Regions from separate parts of the Homo sapiens genome. Here region 2 is linked to region 1. The links are chromatin contacts, found by Hi-C or POLR2A ChIA-PET in ENCODE. All regions are on one chromosome and are shown on one strand. Each heading gives the region's core, a stretch centred on a gene start or an enhancer-like site at or near the end of the contact. The rest is flanking DNA. Distances are from core to core; before and after follow the strand shown.

Evidence for each region. Hi-C counts contacts between places; a loop is a spot of excess contacts on that map. ChIA-PET counts read pairs that join two places held with the same protein, here RNA polymerase II (POLR2A). Pooled maps may share reads with other maps.
Region 2: a loop to region 1 is called in a map of Panc1, with 2.3 times the contacts of the local background. The contact joins the enhancer-like site here to the promoter of C3orf33 in region 1. A Hi-C loop is called at or near these places in 3 of 168 maps with a recorded cell type or tissue (Panc1, colonic mucosa and naive thymus-derived CD4-positive, alpha-beta T cell) and 2 of 50 pooled maps. POLR2A ChIA-PET finds 5 or more read pairs at or near these places in 3 of 52 experiments (A673, Caco-2 and GM12878).

The regions. Positions count from the first base shown.
Region 1 is chr3:155,805,012-155,807,711 of GRCh38, reverse strand. C3orf33 (chromosome 3 open reading frame 33) reads left to right here and starts at 1,434. Exons shown (of 5, transcript NM_001308229.2): 1 at 1,434-1,573. The coding sequence starts at 1,460. RefSeq lists a silencer at 1,150-1,499.
Region 2 is chr3:155,949,735-155,952,434 of GRCh38, reverse strand. No RefSeq gene overlaps it. Among named protein-coding and RNA genes, the nearest start is that of GMPS, 80 kb to the right of the region's middle. Within about 2 kb of position 1,419, at least 2 of the 41 ENCODE cell types and tissues checked have a DNase peak (open chromatin) inside an H3K27ac peak, as active enhancers do.

The DNA.
Region 1 (2,700 bases), core at 185-2,684:
ACAGGCGCATGCCACCACGACTGGCTAATTTTTTGTATTTTTAGTAGAGATGGGGTTTCACTGTGTTAGCCAGGATGGTCTCGATCTCCTGATCTCATGATTCAACCTCCTCAGCCTCCCAAAGTGCTGGGATTACAGGCGTAAGCCACCACGCCCGGCTGTTATTTACTTTCTATTGGCTATAACACAGAGACAATACACTCCTTGAAGCCACCACTCATAATATGTATTGTTAGGAATACAACATAGTCTGTTTTGACTTTTAAAGGTAATATTTGCATAAAGTAAAAAAAAAAAAAAAACTCCAGTAGTATAATTGCACTCTCCAATATAATAGCCACTAGCCATATGTGACTAAATTAATTAAAATTAATAAAGTTAAAAATTCAGTTCCTTGATTTCAGTAGCCACATTTCATGCAGGCAATACCCACATGAAGCTACAGGACATTTCTATCACTGAAAAATGTTTATTAGAGGTGGCAGATTGTGAAACCTCTTGCCCTTTCCTACCTTCCGTTTCCCGGGGTAGTCACTGTTACTAGTTTCTTGTATAGTATTTAGTATTTATTTATTTTTTTAGATGGAGTCTTGCTCTGTTACCCAGGCTGGAGTGTAGTGGCACGATCTTGGCTCACTGCAACCTCCGCTTCCCAGGTTCAAGCGATTCTCCTGCCTCAGCCTCTTGAGTAGCTGGGATTATAGGCGCATACCACCAGGTTCAGCTAATTTTTGTATTTTCAGTAGAGACGGAATTTCGCCATGTGGGCCAGGCTGGTCTCGAACCCCTGACCTCAAGTAATCCGCCCGCCTCGGCCTCCCAAAGTGTTGGTATTACAGGCAGGAGCCACCACACCCGGCCTCAATATATATTTTTATTACATAAATGTTACCATATTATTTGCACTGCTCTGTATCTAATTTTTGTTTTATTTAAAATGTATTAACTACTGTTTTCTAACAGCTCAAAGATTTAGAGCATGTGATATTAGGCTTTCAGAGCAGCTCTTAAAACTTTAAAGCACAATTTGAATATAAGAAATATGCATAGGTTTCAAGGACAGGTCGTATTTGGTTAAAAAATATGCATATGCTGTTCCTTGGGAGCAGGTGGAAGGAATGAATTACTTCAATTTCCTTCCTTGTGTGGCACCTGCGAAAACCACGTTGCAGCTGAGTGAATTGAAGTCACCAGCTGACAATCATCCTACTAGCTTGATAGGGAATGCTTCAGCCCCCACAGTGCTGCTCAGAGATCTCCTGCATCGTGGAATCACCCTGCATAAAAGCGGTTGGGGCACTGTTAAGACGTCTGATATCTGGGGCCCGCCCACTGGCGACTGCAGGTCGCGGGGCCACCCCGGTCCGCGGGGAAGGGGACCCCGCCGCCTTCCCGAGGTGAGCGGCGCCCCCTGCCGCCAGCCGGAGGAGCTCAGGGCCGCTCGCAGGAGGCCGGGAACATGGCGGGGCAGCCCGCGGCCACCGGCTCGCCGTCTGCCGACAAGGACGGAATGGAGCCCAACGTCGTGGCTCGGATCTCGCAGTGGGCAGACGACCACCTGCGCCTAGTCCGGGTACTGGGGCCACGCAGTCTGGGCGGGTGGTGGGCGCGGGGCGGCACAGAGCGACCCTGAGAACAACGTGAGGCCTCAGGCGTGGATCCCGCCGGGGCCGGGGAGCGACAGAAAACTGCGGGGGAATGAGCTCGAGAGGGCGACATCGCGAGTGTCGTGTGTGCGGGGCTGCAGAGGGCCGGGGGCGGGCCAGGGGGCCAGTTCGGCCTCATTATTACAAGGACTGTTCTGGATCCTTGCTGGGCTGTAGGGGGCACCTCAAAGGGTGAGACGCAGCCCAGCTCGGGGATGCCACCTGGTCCATTAGAGCATTTGGGGAGGGCCCAGAGAGGAGACCGAGGAAGAGCAGGGAAGTCCTGTACGCCTTGGGAGAGAGCATTTCTAATTTTTATTTATTTTTAATTTTATTTTTTAGGGACACGGTATTCCTCTCTGGCCCAAGCTGGAGTGCAGTGGCACGATCATAGCTCACTGCTGCTGCTCCACCCACTTCGGCCGAAAAGATCCTCCCACTTCAGCCTCCCGAGTAGCTGGAACCACAGGTTGCGTGCGCTACCCCATCGACTACTTTCTTTTAGAGTTAGAGACTGGGAGTCTTGCTATGTTGTCCAGGCTGTCCTCCAACTCCTGGCCTCAAGTGATCTCCCACCTCAGCCTCCCGAATAGATTTCTTTTTTTTGAGACAGGGTCTCCCTCTGTCACGCCTGGAGTGCAGTGGCACCATTATGTCTCGTTGCAGTCTCCACTTCCTGGGCTTAAGCAATCCTCCCACCTCAGGCTCCCGAGTAGCTAGGGCTACAGGCACTTGTCACCACACCAGGCTAATTTGTTTTTTGTTTGTAGAGGCAAGGTCTTCCTGTGTTGCCCAGGCTGGCCTTGAACTCCTGGTCTCAAGAGATCTGCCCGCCTCGGCCTCCCAAAGCACTGGGATTGTAGGCATCAGCCACTGGTGCCCTGCCTTTTTTTTTTTTTTTTTTTTTAAGTGAAGCACTAAGCCTCTGGAGTTGAAGCAAGAGAGGGACATGTTAGGCCACCAGGCAAGAGAGGGTTGTGGCTAAGACACAGAATTGTGGTGATATGAATTGTTTGGGTGTGAGGTACAAAGAAAGAGGTCCAAGGAGGCTGGT
Region 2 (2,700 bases), core at 170-2,669, 140 kb before region 1:
TCTGCAGGAGGGAGAGCTATACTCCTTTCTCTTACTTTTGCCTATTGAACCTCTGCTCCTAAAACCACTCCTTGTGTGTCTAAGTCTTCAATTTCCTTGGCATGAGACAACCAACCTCAGGTATTTACCCAGACAAATGATGTCCACGCCACTTCAGTACTAAACAAAACTGTCAAGGTCATTATAAACAAGTCTTAGAAATTGTTACAGACAAGGGGAGACTGAAGAGACATGAAAATTAAATGTAATGTAGTGTCCTGGATGGGATCCTAGAACAGAAAAAGGACATTAGGAAAAATCTAGTGAACTATTAATAAAATGTGCCTGGTTACTAATGCACAAATATGAGTTCCTTAACTGTTATAAATGTACCACACAGTAATGCACCCAGGCCTGTCTGACTCTACAGTTCGTTCTTTTAGCCACCAAAGCACACTGCCTCTCTATAACCCTAATTATGGAAGCTGAGCCTGCCCTCATGTTGGAGGCTTATCTCTGTCTCATCCAGGCCCGCTACTGAGATCCCAGGAGGCCTCATCAAAAAGCTGCATGAGTTAATAAAGGAAACATCACTCCCTCCATAGCTCTGTCTAAAGCAGAATCAAAGTATCTGAGAACTTCATTATGACTCTCTTCTGTTTCAGTATAATGAGGTGACTGAAGCACGGAGTGGGAATTCAAATGTTGGTTAAATAAGTAAATGAATTAGCTTCTGAAGGCATTAAATTGCTCTTTTCTTCAAACACTTAAAAAGTTAGAATAAGAACACTTTAAAAGTTCTAAAACTCTTTTTAGAACTCTGCTTTCTAAAAGACCTCTAAGTTTGAAAAATCAGTCCCTATGATCTGATACAGATTAGCTTGAAGGGGGAAGAAAAACTTTTTCAGGTGATGTTTGTCTGCTAAAAGGACGCTGGTCTTTCTAAGAAAGAAGCAGAATGAGTTTATTTTTAAAGTGAACTTGATGGGGGGAAGGAGAAGCAAAGGCATATAAACAATATAGCAATGACCCAAGACATAGACAAGACTGACCAATGGAAAAAGGTATTTGCTCTCAAATGTGCTAGGAGGGGGCTGGGGGAAGTCTACCCTGACCATTAGGATCCTCAGGGCAGGCCAGCAGGCAGTCTAATATGGTGGTAAGTGCTCCCAGGCAGGAGTCCCAAGACGGGAGTTTTCTTTGCAGCTCCAGCTTTAACCAGAGTGCAATCTTTCCACTGCTGGAAACTTAGTTGCCCTATGGGATAAAACTAAACGCTTTTCCTGGGTCCTTACCAATTCCCATGTTTTAGAAATCTGAAAGAACTAGAGATAAGCCTCAAATAACCTTGAGGCCGATAGTGTATTTCCTCCCCCACTCACACTATGTCTGGGCTGAAGTTATCAAGAAATAAAACTAGGCCGGGCGCGGTGGCTCACGCCTGTAATCCCAGCACTTTGCGAGGCCAAGGCGGGCGGATCACGAGGTCAGGAGATCAAGACCACGGTGAAACCCCGCCTCTACCAAAAATACAAAAAATTAGCCAGGGGCAGTGGCGGGCGCCTGTAGTCCCACCTACTCGGGTGGCTGAGGCAGGAGAATGGCGTGAACCCGGGAGGCGGAGCTTGCAGTGAGCTGAGATCGCGCCACTGCACTCCAGCCTGGACGACGGAGCGAGACTCCATCTCAAAAAAAAAAAAAAAAAAAGGAAATAAAACTATAGTCAACCCTTGTGTATGTAAGGTTCCAGGACTCCCGTGTATTCCAAAATCCACGCATACTCAGGTCCTCCAGTAAGCCCTGAAGAATCTGGGTATATGAAAAGCCAATCCTCCCTCCATAGGTTTCATATCCTGAAAATGCTGTTTCTCCATCCACATTTGGTTGAAAAAAATCCGGGGATATGTGAACCCACGCAGTTCACACCCATGCTGTTCAAGAATCAACTATAGCTTGTGTTTTCATGCCTTTCCTTCTCAGTGACAAAGGAGTAGTTCAATAGCTAGGCAGTAAGAAGACAGAGGGCACGGGGCATAATTAGGCCTGCATAGCTTTCAGATGGATAGATACCAAAACGCACTTTAAACTTATAATTGGACCAAGTCATACTATGCTAGCTTCAACAGCTTGCACTTCACCAATTCATATACCCTATTTTTGTTTTTCCTAGGAAACCACAAAGATCTAAAAGAATACAAAAAAAAAAAAAAAAGAAAGAAAGAAAGAAAGAAAACAAAAACACGAAACCTGACTTCACTTATTTTCCCCCAGATATTGGTGCTGCAAATTTATTTTAAATGGAGGCAGGCTGGCTTTTTACTAAAAGATGAAGAAAAGGAACCAATTAAAATAGAAACTTCTTCCCAGGTAGAATCAGAAATAAAGCAGGGAAGGTTTTGTGCCTCACTAGAGCAAGGGGGTCGGGGAGGGTGTGGGGGAGGGGTGCACTGGAGGAGGTGGAGATTTGGGAGGTGTTTAACTCTTGTGCTAAGAGAACTCAGGTAAACCTTAACATTATTTCTTAACTATTAAACCAGGATGATGAGTTTGATTATCCTAAACTGCAAAACTGAACTCAGATTTTTTCCTTCTGTCACGCACATTTTCAACACTTGCAGCCTCATTTAACGTCAACTTACATTCCTTCATCTGTGGATCCTTTGCTCTCTGGCTTGGTTCTTTTGGATAATAATGCCAAGTTCCTACCCATCACAGGAATCG